2 separate regions of the Mus musculus genome follow, and region 2 is linked to region 1. A link is a contact called in ENCODE Hi-C or POLR2A ChIA-PET data. All regions are on one chromosome and are shown on one strand. The core of a region is the stretch at or near the end of the contact, and the rest is flanking DNA. Distances in the headings are between cores, read along the strand shown.

The links. Hi-C counts contacts between places; a loop is a spot of excess contacts on that map. ChIA-PET counts read pairs that join two places held with the same protein, here RNA polymerase II (POLR2A).
Region 2: a loop to region 1 is called in a map of left cerebral cortex, with 2.0 times the contacts of the local background. The contact joins the enhancer-like site here to the promoter of Dtwd1 in region 1. A Hi-C loop is called at or near these places in 3 of 37 maps with a recorded cell type or tissue (Patski, T-helper 1 cell and left cerebral cortex). POLR2A ChIA-PET finds 5 or more read pairs at or near these places in 1 of 5 experiments (Patski).

The regions. Positions count from the first base shown.
Region 1 is chr2:126,149,511-126,156,550 of GRCm38, forward strand. Dtwd1 (DTW domain containing 1) reads left to right here and starts at 2,631. Exons shown (of 5, transcript NM_026981.2): 1 at 2,631-2,704; 2 at 5,036-5,350. The coding sequence starts at 5,087. Fam227b (family with sequence similarity 227, member B) reads right to left here and starts at 2,494. Exons shown (of 17, transcript NM_029455.3): 1 at 2,401-2,494.
Region 2 is chr2:126,357,348-126,364,387 of GRCm38, forward strand. It overlaps Atp8b4 (ATPase, class I, type 8B, member 4), which reads right to left. Exons shown (of 28, transcript NM_001080944.3): 21 at 4,409-4,556; 22 at 1,421-1,604; 23 at 669-892. Among named protein-coding and RNA genes, the nearest start is that of Atp8b4, 130 kb to the right of the region's middle. Within about 2 kb of position 3,509, at least 1 of the 3 ENCODE cell types and tissues checked has a DNase peak (open chromatin) inside an H3K27ac peak, as active enhancers do.

The sequences.
Region 1 (7,040 bases), core at 1,381-3,880:
CAGTACCCCTTCGTGACTTCTGTCTTAGCTCCTGCTTTAAGTTCCTGCTTTGGTTTCCATCAATGGACTATGGCCTGGAATGTAAGCCAAATAAATTCTTTTCCTCCCCAAGTTGCTTTTAAGTCATGGTTTTATCACAGCAACAGAGACTCTCAGACTCCCAGCCTAAGCTGATGAGTCTGCTACTCTCCTGCCGCACTGTGAGGAAGATGAGGCATTACTCCAGGCATTACCATACTCCAGGACAGCCCTTACTCCCAAGAGTAGTTGTGCAACACAAATTGGACTGGATAAGGTTTTGTTGCTGTTTGTTTGTTTGTTTGTTTGTTTGTTTTTATGATAATGAAAACTTAAAGTTGAGGATGGAGAGGGTGTATCTGGGAGGAGTTAGGAAAGAAGGCGAATATGATCAAAATGCACTGTGTGAAATTCTCAAAGTAATTCAAGTCGTGAATGTATTAATAGGCACCCTGATAGTATGCTCAGTCTTTCCATTTGACTTACAAGAGAAAACAAAACAATCCATTATGCACTAGACCACATGGTTGTTTCAAACTACTGTACTTTGGAGTAATTAGTTACACAGACATAGCAACCTAGAACATTGGAACATAGGAATGCTTGCCATATCTATGCATATATGCACATATGTATATATGTACATACATGCAGCTGAAAGTTCTATTGGATAGTACTTTACTAAGTATAATGTACTAAGCCTAATGACTTTCTGCCATGAATAATTTCATTATTTAAAAAATATGGGATTTTGTTTTAGACAGTGTCTTCCCCAGTCTAGACTGGCCTGAAACTTACTATGTGTGCTAGGATAGTCTCAATCTCTTGATTCTCCTGGTTCCCCAATACAGATATGAGTTATCACTGCTGGCTCTAAAGTATAGTTTTGACTTAAGTTTTTATTGTTGTTTATAAATAAGTCAAGATGTGAAACGACATATCCTATGCAACACCCTGTCCAGTTGGAAATTCTTCCCTAGACTCCAACCACTCATCAGGATTTGGCTTCATGGACTCCCCCAGCCTCTTTTGAGGTTCCTAAAATTTGTCATAATGTTTCCTGTACTACCCATACTTAACATGTAAGCACTTCCAGGGCAAGGTGTAAAGATGACAATAACAAAGCCAAAAATTGAAAGGGCTAACAATTAAAAGTCAAATATCCCATTTTCTGATGTTCAGGCCCTCACTGTTTGATGCCTAACTGTGATGTTGTGCACAAATAACTAAAGCTTAATTCCTAAGGCAGGTAGACATGTCAATGTGGGTCTCAAAGTAGACTCTCAACTGTTTTAGCATTCAACATATATGAATACCATTCTGGTGGCTCTCACATTGCGTCTCAAAAGGTTAGTAACTTCTTTTTCTGTTTTGATAAGTGAAGGTATAGTGGACTGGCTGACATTTAGAATGACTTTTGTTCTGCATGCCTCTCTTTATTAAAACATTTTTGCTTAAAGTCTAAATTCAAATATCCATGGTCTAATTTCTACCTCACTCTCACTAGTTCTGAAATTCCTTTTCTGTATCCAAATCAGGAATACCAGTTTGGCTCGAGTTGAGGTCTCCAAAACATTAAGGGACCTATTCAGTCTGCTAAGAGTGACAGAAGGGATTCTCCTCTCCTCCTCTCCTCTCCCCTCCCCTCCCCTCCCCTCTCCTCTCCTCTCCCCTCCCCTCTCCTCCTCTCTCTTCCCTTCCCTTCCCCTTCTTCCTTCCCCTTCCCTTCCCTTCTCTTCTCTTCCTCTCCTCTTCTCTCTCTCTCTCTCCTCCTCCTCCTCCTCCTCCTCCTCCTCCTTCTTCTTCTTCTTCCTCTCTGTGTCTCTCTGTCTGTCTGTCTCTGTCTCTCCTATTCAAGTAGAAGCTACCACTCATGACCAGGCTGGAAATGGGCCTTTCTCCTACTTACAGGTGTGATCCTGGGAATTCATGTTAACCATTGTCTATTTTTCTGTTAAAACTTTTATATAAATTCTGGTGTGGTAAATATCAGTGTCCTGGCTTGTCATTCGTGATTACACACAAGGCTGTTCTTTTTCTCCCATTGGTTAATTTCATAATTCTCCACTCATTAAACAAATTGCTTGATATATGACAGTTTTGTTTCTAATTTAACAACTATTGTTTAGGTTTCTTTGAGGTGGAGCATAGAAAAATAATTTAATCACTTATCCACATATATTAGACTTTAAAAAAAAATAAAAGAAAAATACAGTAGGTGTCAACTCTGCGTGTTGTAAGCAAAGCACAAAATGCATAAACGGTTTTCCTAAGAAGTCTATCAAGCTTGAACTACCAACCACCTAAAGCTACAAGTCTGAGATCTCGTAAATATAGTATTTGGGGAGGTAAAGCGGTGTTACTAGCTCCTCACTAACTCACAGAAACTACTTTCGAAAAGGCTGTTCCGGAACACGTCCCCAGTTGCGCTGGGGGCCCACAACGGGCGGCACAGCAGGAAGCTGACGGTTCCTTTGGAACAGGTCACCCGGGAAGCGAAGGCGGGACTTCCGAACCAGTTCCTCCTGCTCGCCCACGGGATTCTCCCTCTGAGCATGCGCCGTGGTCAGCTTCCCCGTGGCCCTGGCAACCGCCAGGCCCCGCCCTCCGGTGTTCTGCGGAAAGCGCTCCGGGGGGGAGCGCGTGGAGCGGAGGCGGTACGGACCGAGAGTTGAGCGTGGTGCAGGTCGGCATCCCCTCGGGTCGGGTGGCTCGGGCCGGACGCCGGCCAGGCCCAGCGGAGGTCTCACTGCGGGCTAGTGCTGCGTGTGGCGTGCCCGTGGGGGCAAGACTTGAGTGGTCTGGGGCCTAAATGAAGCCTTATTAGGCTTCCCGAGTCGGCGTTGCTCACTCCTGGCAAGGCCAGCTCCCTGTGAGCACCGATCTGTAATTCAGGCTTTGGCGTGGTTTCGGCATGGTCGCGGGAAAAGGAAACCAGATGTGTGCTGTTACCGTCAGCCGATAAGCAGACGCGTTTCTTGTGTGTCTATTTCTTGGGAATGTGAGACAAGTATAGTAACACTTTGCGTTGCTAGTTCCACGAGGTTGGGTAAGGATGAAGAGCCCAAGATTGCAGCATTTCAGGGCTGTTTATGATTGAACTCCAAATGCAAAAATTTCCAAGACATTTCGCCTGTCATATAATGTGTTCTGTGGGAAGGGAGTCAAGTTCTGTGTTTAAAAAATGGCGGTGGTATCTTGGATGTTTAAAAAAAAGGGGGGGGGGGGCGAGAGGGATATTGTACCTCATCAAATTATACGATCAGTTCTTAGTACTTCACAAGCAAATATTGAAAACAGTCTTATCTGGTCCTGAATTTGTCCACAATTCAAAATAGGAGAAATTTAAAGAATATTCCCTTGGGAGGCAAATCAGCTTAGTGTGTTGGAAAAAGTAGCCTTGTTCCGCCGATCTGTGTAGTGCCCCAAAGTTGAGTAGAAAGATAAGTCCTGGATGCCTTCTACAGAGTGGTTTCAATTTAGTTGATAAGTATTTGAATCTATCTAAAAAAAATCAAGAATAGGTAAATCGGAAAGAGTTGTACTTTTGCCTCATTGAAAAGTGCCTCCAAATGAATATGTTTGTCCATATCAAATATGTGGACCCAGGGATAAGTAGTCAGAAGTGTAAAAGATTGTCTTTGTGTGAGTTTATAACTGAGTTAGAATCTGACTTTGAGCCTAAAAATAGATGTTATGTGCAAAGCAGACAGGATGAAACTGCATAAGTATCATTATTTTTAGAGAAATTGAGTGGAAAAAAAAGTTTTTCAGCCCAATTTGCAGAGTAGACCATCAGGATGCTAGTTATTTGCCCTAGGAACCGCCCTTGTTTTCTAATTCTTTACAACTCTCCCCCACCCAACTCCAGCTGCATCGCCCTGCACGTATTTGATGTTAAGTATAGGTATACTTACATGCATCTATGTCCTTGTTGTCATTGATTGTTATTATATACTACTGGAGACAATGTCAGAATCCACAGGCTGACAATTCAGTCACAAAATTGTCCCAGCCTCTTCCAAGTCACACACTGAACCATCAGAATTCCCTTCCAACTAGCTACAAGCTGAGAGTCCTTCATCCCCTCTTCAAATGCATTTGATTTGCTTGTGTGGCCCACAGATCTCAGGGGACACTATGCTTGCATTTGATGGTTATTATAAAGGCGATTTTAACAGATTTAAACATACAGGCAGGTGGAGTAGGTAAGGGACTAGAGCACAGGTGCTTCCTCCCTGTGCAGCCGAGGTGGGCTTCCTTACAGTGAGCGGATGCCCTTGCATCATCAACTGTCCAGAAGCTACCGGAAGTCCTGATGGGGTTTTAGAGAGGGTTTTATAGGCTTACTTGCTAACCGAGTGAAAGGAAATCCTCAGGGCCTGTCAGGTTCTTTGGCTTTCCTCCCTCCAAGGGAGGAAATAAGGCAGAATCCGGTATTCATCTACTGTTATACTGGGACAATTTAAGTTGAACTTTCTATTACCCCTCCTCAGAAAGGAGTTTTAAGTCAGAAATCCAGGGAAAAAAGAAAAGTGTGTGTGTGTGTGTGTGTGTATTCACAATACCCAACTGATTTTACTCATACCATTATAGACTTTTATGTTTTATTTAGATTTATCATGAGTGTTGGTGTCATAGGATGCCAATTCAATTTATATAGTTGAACGTATTTCTGTACAATAGTAACAGAAAGTCTTGTATTATTAATATTTTAAATCAAAATTACTATATTTGGGACAAAATGGGTACTATCAGAATGGATTGTCAATGTCTAAATTTTATATGTGAAATCATTTTAATATAGACATTTCCATTTTTTAATGAAAGAGTAACTGAAATTGCTTTTTTGAGTTGGTTTTTAATTTTGTATTTTCAAGCATATCAATTTAGTGGGTTTTGAACTTATTAATATCTGTTGATAAGTACTAAAGCTAACTGTAACATACTGGGCAATTTTATTTGTAATGACAGTACAATGTTGACATTTCATTCCTTCTCATTTTAATTTTTGCAGTGTACCTATGATACATGCTTTAGAAACAGAATATTTTGGTTCAAAGGGAAAATGGCTCTCAGTCCATCTGTAGTTCCTCAAGAAAGTAAAGAAGATAATGCAAACTGTGTAGAAACAAAACCGTCACAAACCACTTCCATTGCTTCAGAAGACCCCCTTCAAAACTTATGCTTAGCGTCTCAGGAAGTGCTGCGTAAGGCTCAACAAAGTGGGAGGTCCCGGTGTCGCCAATGTGGTGGCTCAAGGATGTTCTACTGCTACACATGCTGTGTCCCAGTGGGAAACGTGCCCACCGAGCAGATCCCATGTGTGCAGGTAAGAGGCTCGTGGGAAAGAAGAAAAATGCACTTAAAAAGAGACCATCTGTGTGTGTGTGTGTGTGTGTGTGTGTGTGTGTGTGTGTGTGTGTGTGCACATATATACACCGCTCCAGCACCTTGCCTGCCTGCTGTTATGCTCTCTGTTATGATCACAGACTCCAATGCTCTGAAAAAAGAAATGTAGATCAGAAAGAAAAAGTTATATTTATAGAGCTACTGTTTTGATAGAAATTTAACAACAGGATTATTTCCCAAATCATTTGCTTTGCCTACCACTTGTTAGAAGTACGTAAGAAAGGATTTGAGCAACTGTATAGTTTTCTAAAGTATATTTACTTTATTTGCCTGCATATAAAATTTAATATGAGAAATAGAAAATCTAGACGATCTTGTTTCTAAATTCTACTTCAGTTTTAAAAAAACGTTCAGCCTGCTTGGGAGTAAGGAGTAAGTCTCTCTTAATCCTAAAATCGTCTGGACCATTGTGATTTAAATGAAAATGGTCCCATCAACTCGTATAGTTGAATACTTGGTCCCCAGTTGGTGGAAATTTTTGGGAAGGTTTAGGAGGTGTGGTCTTAGCAGAGGAAATGTGTCACTGGGGGTTGGGGGACAGGCTCTGGGGTTTCAAAAGAGCAATTACCAGTGCTCTCTTTCTGAATCACGGTTGTGTCTCAGGATATACGCTCTAAACTACCGCTCCAGCACCATGCCTGCCTGCCTGCTGTCATGCTCCCTGCTATAATGGTCATGGAATCTAATGTTCTGAAACTGTTATTCCAAAATAAACTTTTTTTTTGTAAGTTGCCTAAGTCATGGTGTTTTGCCACAGCAATAACTAAGAATAAATCAGACATACCTTTATTTGATGCAGAATTTGAAAACTATAAGACTTGAATAAAGATTACAAAAAACATCAGAAGGGAAAAGAAAACCTCAGCCTCAGCAGCCCTGTTTGAAAGGCTTTGCTTTGGGACAAGCACTTGTGCCTTCCTCCTGGTGGTGCTTTAATATAGCTGAGTCTCTTGTCAGAAACATGGCCATCAGAGAAAAATTGGTCATCCTGTTGTATATTTCAAAGTAGAGTATCTCTTCCAAACTTCCCTCTGGTCTAGTCAATACTGTAGCGTTTACTCTCCCATGGCAGTATTTAATGTGGTTTGCCTGTCAGATGTATATGTATATGAACCAGTGCACAAATGTAAATTCCCATTGTTTGGTGTGCCCTGGTATCACACTGCCAGTAGCTGCAGACTTGCTCATTGAGAACTGGTGATATTCTAGGTTGGGTCCTGAGGTCATGGGTTATGTATAATTGTCTTATAACTGGAGATTTTAGTTCATAAAACTTCCTTTTTAGTCACTTTAAATTAGTCTACGTGATTTGAAATTTTCATTAATAACATTGATTCTGTGTTCTTCGGTCTTGCTTGTTTTTTATTCTTTTTTAAAAAAAATCAATTCTATGTTCTTGATGTAAAGTTGGTCAGAAGTATTAATCTTAGCCTGTACTCTAACTCTACTCATCATCTTGTTAGATAGTCAGTTCTTGTAGGAGTAGAAATCTTTGTCCTGATCTTTGTCATTCCTCTTTCCCACTTCCCAGGGCCTAAGATAAAGCTGACCTGGTATTTAGAGGCCCTGGTAAAGGGAAGCGAATTACAGCTGAGGCAGTGCTGTGAGGA
Region 2 (7,040 bases), core at 2,259-4,758, 210 kb after region 1:
TCTCCTCAGGACACAAGGCCCTGCACTAATGAACACACAGGGACTGTGGTTGCCTGCATGAGGCCTGCAAAGATCAGGCCAGGCACCACTCTAGCCTATACAGGAGAGGTGCTCATGACCCACCCATCGGCTTGGCTAAGGAGCTTTTAGAGGTTGATGACTGACAAGTGGAGAGAAACTCAGTTTTCTTTAAGTCTGTGAGCCCCGGTAGGTTGACCATGTACCAATGAATGGCCCTACATCCACAAGTTTATGGGCAGCACAAATTGGATTTGGCAAGTGATAAGGTTTTAAGACATAAATTTGGGAGGTGGAGAGGAAACAGATCTGGAAGGAATTGCAAATGAGGTGGGTGTACTATGACTGTGTGAGATTTTTAAAGAATACAAATATATATTAAAAATTCTTCATAAGGCTTATCTGTTATCAAACCAACACATTTCATAAAAAGCTAAAAGATATGCAAGATACTGTAATTAGTTACTCTATACATAAGAAAAATTCCAGCTATTTTTATGTGGGTTGGATTCAAAGCTCATCAGCACTCAAATCACCGAATGGTTATACTGTCTTGGATCAGGCATAGAAGTATCTTTTCTTTATCAGTAAGACAGTCTGGAGAGTGGGAGCCATTCATGGGAGGAATTATAAGGGTGCACTTTACTTACCTGTGCCGAGAAGCCACAGAAGAAGGCAAACCAGAAGTGCACAAGGGTGAACGCAAAGTTCTTGTAGAAGAAATAGCATAAGAACTTGCACATCCTGTAGTAGGACCACCTTCCATGAACAAGAAGCAGTCGTTGGAGATATCTAAACTGAGCCAATGCATAGTCACTGGCTAAGACTGCTTGCAGTCCTTCCTGACCACTGATGCCAATGCCAATGTGGGCACCTAGAGGGAAAAGAAGATGAGAAAGAGTTGCAGCATCTTTAAGAAACTTATTCCTCTTTTATGTTAGCCATTTTTTGTAACTGTATAACTATAATAATTATTATGGTTTTTCACATATATCCTGAACTAGTCACATGGTTAAGTATTGATCCTAGTTTTATCTAAGAGAAAACTGGGCTGGGTAAAGGTTGGAAATTTGCACTTTACACTTGTAAATATCAAAGATGGAACCAACCCCAGCTGCTAGGAACGAAGCGCTGGCTGCTTTTACCTGCCCTGAGTGGTCTCTCCCTCTCAAACTGTAGAAGGCAAGCAATGCCCTTTTCTAAACTAAGAAATATGCAGGTGTTTTAACTGAAGAGAAATGCCTTAGAGGTACTAGTAGTTATGTAAGTGCTGCCCAGAAAGTATAATTTTTATAAGAACCATGGTAAAATTAAACGAATGAACATTGCTATTACATTGCATCACAGGCTGAAGCAGGACTCCATGCGTGCAGTATGTCTCATTGAGAAAATACCCTCTTACTTTTAATCATGCTGACATCGTTGGCCCCATCACCAATGGCCAAAGTCACAGCATTTCTGTGCTTTTTTACCAACTCTACTACTTGGGCTTTCTGGAGTGGGGTGACTCTGCAGCAAACCACAGTCTTACACACACAGGCGAGCTCCAAAAGATCGTTCTCGACATCACTTTCAAGGGCATGGGCCTGTGTCATCAAAGCAAACAGAACACATGACGATTGTAAATTACAAAGCAAATAGCATGGTTCTTGACTGACTTCATTTCAGAACCATTTCATTACTTGATCAATTCAGGGTTACAGAATCAGTAACAAGACATGAATACTGAGCTGTTGGCAAGTTTCAAGGGAATTTAACATAAAAATAAGAGCTATGTCCTCAGTGTGCCTCCTTGATATGTTACCATGCCATCTTGGCAAGATCTTGCTATGTACTGGGCAGTGGTGGCGCACGCCTTTAATCCGAGCACTTGGGAGGCAGAGGCAGGCAGATTTCTGAGTTCAAGGCCAGCCTGGTCTACAAAATGAGTTCCAGGATAGCCAGGGCTATACAGAGAAACCCTGTCTAAAAAAATATATATATTACTATAAAGTTCTACTAGGAACTACTGAAAATCAATAGAAGCAACAGCTAGAACCTGCTGATATGAACTGCCAACCATGGTGATTTCTACATGGCACACTGCTAGTGTCCTTTGCACTGTTTTGTAGACTTAGTGTTTGTGACTGCCAACGCATAGGCAAGATGAAAAGGACCTGAGCAGAGGCTGTCCCTAGCAAAACACTGTGGCTGAAATCAGGAGCCTGAATAGGAGGGAGACAGGCAACTTGGGCCTCAGTCAGGATTCCCCAACCAATTCCTACCCTTGTTCCACATACCAAGAGCCTTTCTATACCCTCAGCAATTACTGAAAAGAGAACATGATTCTCTCCAATTAACTTTTTTGGACAATTACATTTCTAGAAACATCTCACGTTGTACTCTATGTTAGACACATTCAGAGAAAACATGAGTCTGCTGTTGAGTAACAGCTATTTAGAGTGAACCCTTAGTGAGACACTCGCAGCCCACTCCAGTTTGGCCCGCATATCTTCAGGGGCTCTGTTCGGTAGCACCTTTAGGTCCTCTTATAATTCCCATCAGGCTGCATTGCTACTTAAAAGACTGCCTTTATATCTTTGTATTTGCTAGCATTTTTACTCAATAACATCCGCTCTGCCAGAAAGTCTCCTCTGTTTATTTTTTAAACAAATAATTAAACGTGCCTATTTCTGTGCTCTAAAGGCATTGCATTAATGCCTCTTTTGCAGTATCTGTCATACTTCTATCAGAACTATACTGTGATCTCCCAAACAAGGACTATGCTCCAATCATGTCTGAGTTCTCGGCCACTCTCTAGCACTGTGACCTGGCCAGTCTGTGTAAACAATGAAAATGGTATGAGGCAATGGGTGGGTAAATGAGGCCAAAGCTGTGACTCTGGTGCAGAAAAATTCTATATCAAAGTCTATATGCCTCAGAAAACTGTGGACCATCATTCTCAAATATACCACATGTTCTGAAAGACAAGGCATATAACTGGCTCTTTTGCTCAGAATGGCCCCTTTTGCCTCTGCTCATTTTTCTTTATTATCAACAAGTTAAACGTAGACTTGGGTTTTGATGAAGACAGACCTGGATACATTCAGAAAAGCTTCAGAATTTGAGAGAACTGGAGCTATGATTTAAAAAGAAAGCAAACAAAACCTGACTGTACTAGCAAAAATACAGACAATTCTCCCTAACTGAAGAAGGACATCTCATGGTTTCATGAGCACAGGGCTTTGAAGCAAACAGGGCTCCTGAAGAGCTTCCAGCTTAGAGCCTTCTTTCAACAGAGGAAAAGACAGGCTAGGTGACTATCACCAGAAAGCCCATGCCCTACAAACACTGCTTCCTCAAGCCCAGGGGCCTGTCAAAAGCATAATACAGGAGGGATCCTGTCCTACCGAGCTGCCCAGGCCACTCAACTCCAGATCTCAGCAGACAGACATAACTTTCAGTTGGTGTTCATCTGTGCAAGGGAAAAGTTCATGTCATCTGGACCAGTTTTTGACTGAGCTTGGCCTGCAGCTGAGCTCTGTAACTTTCCACGGTGTGGAAGCAGCACTCTGCTGCGTCTGGGATCCAGCTGGATAGTGCTTAGAGAGCTAGGAGCTAACAGGCGGACGGTCACAAGGGGGAATCTAATAGACTCAGCTCCAACTTCTTTTGTCCACTAAGAAACTGCCTTCAAGAACAAACGTTCATTTTTTCCAAACTCCAAAGTGAAAAATGAGCACCAAAGCCAAAGAAAGATGTGAGATTAAGTTCTTTGTACATAGAAATGATAATTTCACGAGACTGCAGTCGGGGCTTTTGTATTCTAATTAGAGACTCAGGAGGAGCGGTTGAGTTTTGTTTGGGGCTTGGAACCTGAACTGCGTTAGAAGTACAATGCAAGTTTATTCTATTATGACAAGAGCCAGATTTCCTAATGAAATCAAATCGTTTGGCTTTGCTGCAGAACGTTGCTATTTAGAAAAACCACCAGAGGTATCTTAATGGCAATGATTTGGCGTGGTAATTCTGTGAAGGTCAGGTTATGACTCGCAAATCACAAACCTTCGCAAGAACGGTAACTGAAAAACTGATCTGCGCCATCCCCCACCGTCTTCCAAAAGCGTTTAAACCGTTCTGCGAAGCAACGGAAGTAACCGTTTAGGCAGAACTCATAGACTCCCTGCGAACTGTTTCTCCAGAGCCTCACATCCAGTGCGATCCTTCAAACAATGATGTCTGAAAGGCACACTGGAAGTCTTTCCTTCTGCAAACAGGAAATCCTGTGCACGCCCTATCTCTTGTAGTGACATTTGTTTGAAAAACACAAAGGAGACTCTCATTAAGGCAGCACAAAAGAGATGATTGCTGGAGTAAAGAAAAAGAGAAGAACAGCCTCGGGCAAACTCACCAAACTGTGGCCATTTATGACTAAGGCATATTCTCCTGTCACAGCCTCTCCTGCACCCGCGTCCAACCCCAACCGCTGCTTGTTGTCATAAACTGCATGTCCATTGGAAAAACTCGTGCTTTGTCCAAGCAAATTTTCCTTTGCTTTCCTTAAAGAATAAGAGAATTAAAAAAAGGCATAACAAAGCACACAGAGCTTGTCTATAACTGAACCAAGAGGCCGGCCTGGAAATGAACTCATGCTACCACTCTTCAGCGTAAGGCCCAGGTATTAGGCCACCAAGCAGAGGGAAGGCCAGACAGCAGTGCATGTCAATCCTGCAGGGGCTGGGGGAGCACAAGGAACTAGGCAGCTAAACACAGAGAAAACAGAACTACCTCAAACATTTTACACTACCTAAAAACTGGCTTTAACCAAGGAATCTTGATAGCTTTGGTGTATAAAGAACCACTCTCTGGAAAAACGGTGTTTTTCAATATGCTAAACAAAAACTAAAGGCGATGAATGAAACCTTCTCATTACAGAGCACTCCCCTCCTTCCCTCTCTCTTTCCTTTTCTCCATTTTTCCCTCTCCCTTTCTTCCTGACGTACGTACATACGTGTGTGTGTGTGTGTGTGTGTGTGTGTGTGTGTGTGTGTGTGTGCGCGCGCGCGCGCGCGCGCATGCGCTCATCATTATATAACCTGGCTGAAAACAATAGTCCACTTATAAACACATTTTGTTTAACTTTGAAAGAGATTCATGATGCCATTTATTATTATAAAATAAAAGAAAAATATTTTAAGTAAAAATAAAATCCTCATAAGTTTAAATGATAACAATGACCTTGTGAGAAACTCCAAACTCCAAACATGGGGTTTTTACAAATAGAAATTCCTCGCAATGCTAAAGACCTAATCAGTAGCTTATATGATGACATAAGCCCATTAGAACTGGCATTCTACTGTTCTCCTAAAAAATGTGATAATGTCTTTAATAGGAAGGTAAATTCCCACCCAGAAGACCTGTGGGTGACCAGGTTATAAATAACAGGTCTGTTGGCATGACCACAGTAGCTTCCATCATAGGAATACCGGCAGATGTCCCCTGCAGAAGGATGCCCAAGCCAGCCCCTGCATGTGAATATACCACTACATGTATAGATGAATTCCAGAAGAAAACAGAAAGTGAAGAATAGGTTAGCAGATGTTTCGACTTATGGCAAAATGAACTGTCTTCTTGATGTCCTGCCCAGTGTGGAAAGCATTTATTACAATGAGTTTATGCTGAAGATCCTCTGATGGGAGAGAATGGTCATATTAAAACAAGCATTATGCCTTCAGCTTTTGAGTTATTTAACATACAGTGATGCATATAAAAATGCATCACCAAGAGTTTATGTATGAACTACAAAAGCAGACCCAGAAGCAAAGGCAGGTCACCTTGTTTCCTGGCTCAACACTGCCCTCTGCTGTCCGGGACCAAAATCGTGCCTGCACTTAGACTTGTCACTCAGCCTTGGTTCCAAGGATGATATCAGACAGTTAGCAGGCAGTTTGCAGAAACAAACAAAAGGATGTGTAAGGTTAGAAGGCTGTTTGAAATGCACTGTGGGGAAGGAGACAGAGCAGGCACAGAGGATTACTGTTGCAAGCAGAAGGCTCCAATGTCCTCGGTAGATAAGCAACCCAATGAACGCTCATCATGGTCATGAAAACTGGCAGCGCCATCTGATGAATGGGAGAAATGATACCAGACATGAATGTGTGTCTCTGACGGCACTGCAGATCTCATAAACTGGGCTTTGAGAAGGCACTGAAGCAAAAAAAAAACATCTCCCAGGGTTTCCTGTTTGGTGAGGCTCCCATTTGCTGTGTAAATGACTCAACCTCTATTTCCCCCTTGCAAAACGAAAACATTCCAAGGGAGGGTGAAGTTCATGAACACACTGGCTGAAATTCTACTTATTTAGGAGCTTTCCCCAACAATGTCTCCCTAACATGTGACACAAGTCCCTTTCCAGGCAGAAAAAGAACAATTTTTATGCTCTGCTAAAATTGCTAATGCTCCCCCCACCCTCCAAGGCCTTCACTCCCTGCCAGACTGGAATGAGTGCACTGTAAGACCTGGGTGGGTGTTCATAGCTGTCCTTTCTCTTACTTCCTGGAACTCAGCTCTCCAAACACAAGCTGGTTCTTGCAAATGCAATTCATCAGGAAGGAAGAAAGCTACACATAGTACCTTTCGGTGAAGATGGACAGTGTGTGGGCATCCGACATTCTACTGGACCTCAGAATACAAACAGATGTGAAAAGAAGGGCTCTGCCTTCTAGGCTTTGTAATGAGGGCAGTTTAGTACAATGCTGTAATGCAGAACCATAGGCAGGGTTGAGTTGACTAGAGCACTCACAGCCCATACCATCTGAACACACTACAGCGGAGGGAGGGAGCGCTGTGCTCAGCCATGCATTCAGCCTGCAAAGGAGAGAGGGGGTGCGAGGGATGAGCCATTTTCCTCAGTCCTTTCCTGGCACTCTAGATGCAGGAAGTAAAAGAGATCTGTTAGGAAATAGATTTAAATTATGACATTATGTTTAAAGGAAAATAATTTGGACTTTGGTAAAAGGCCAGAGCTTTGAGCTTGCTTGTTC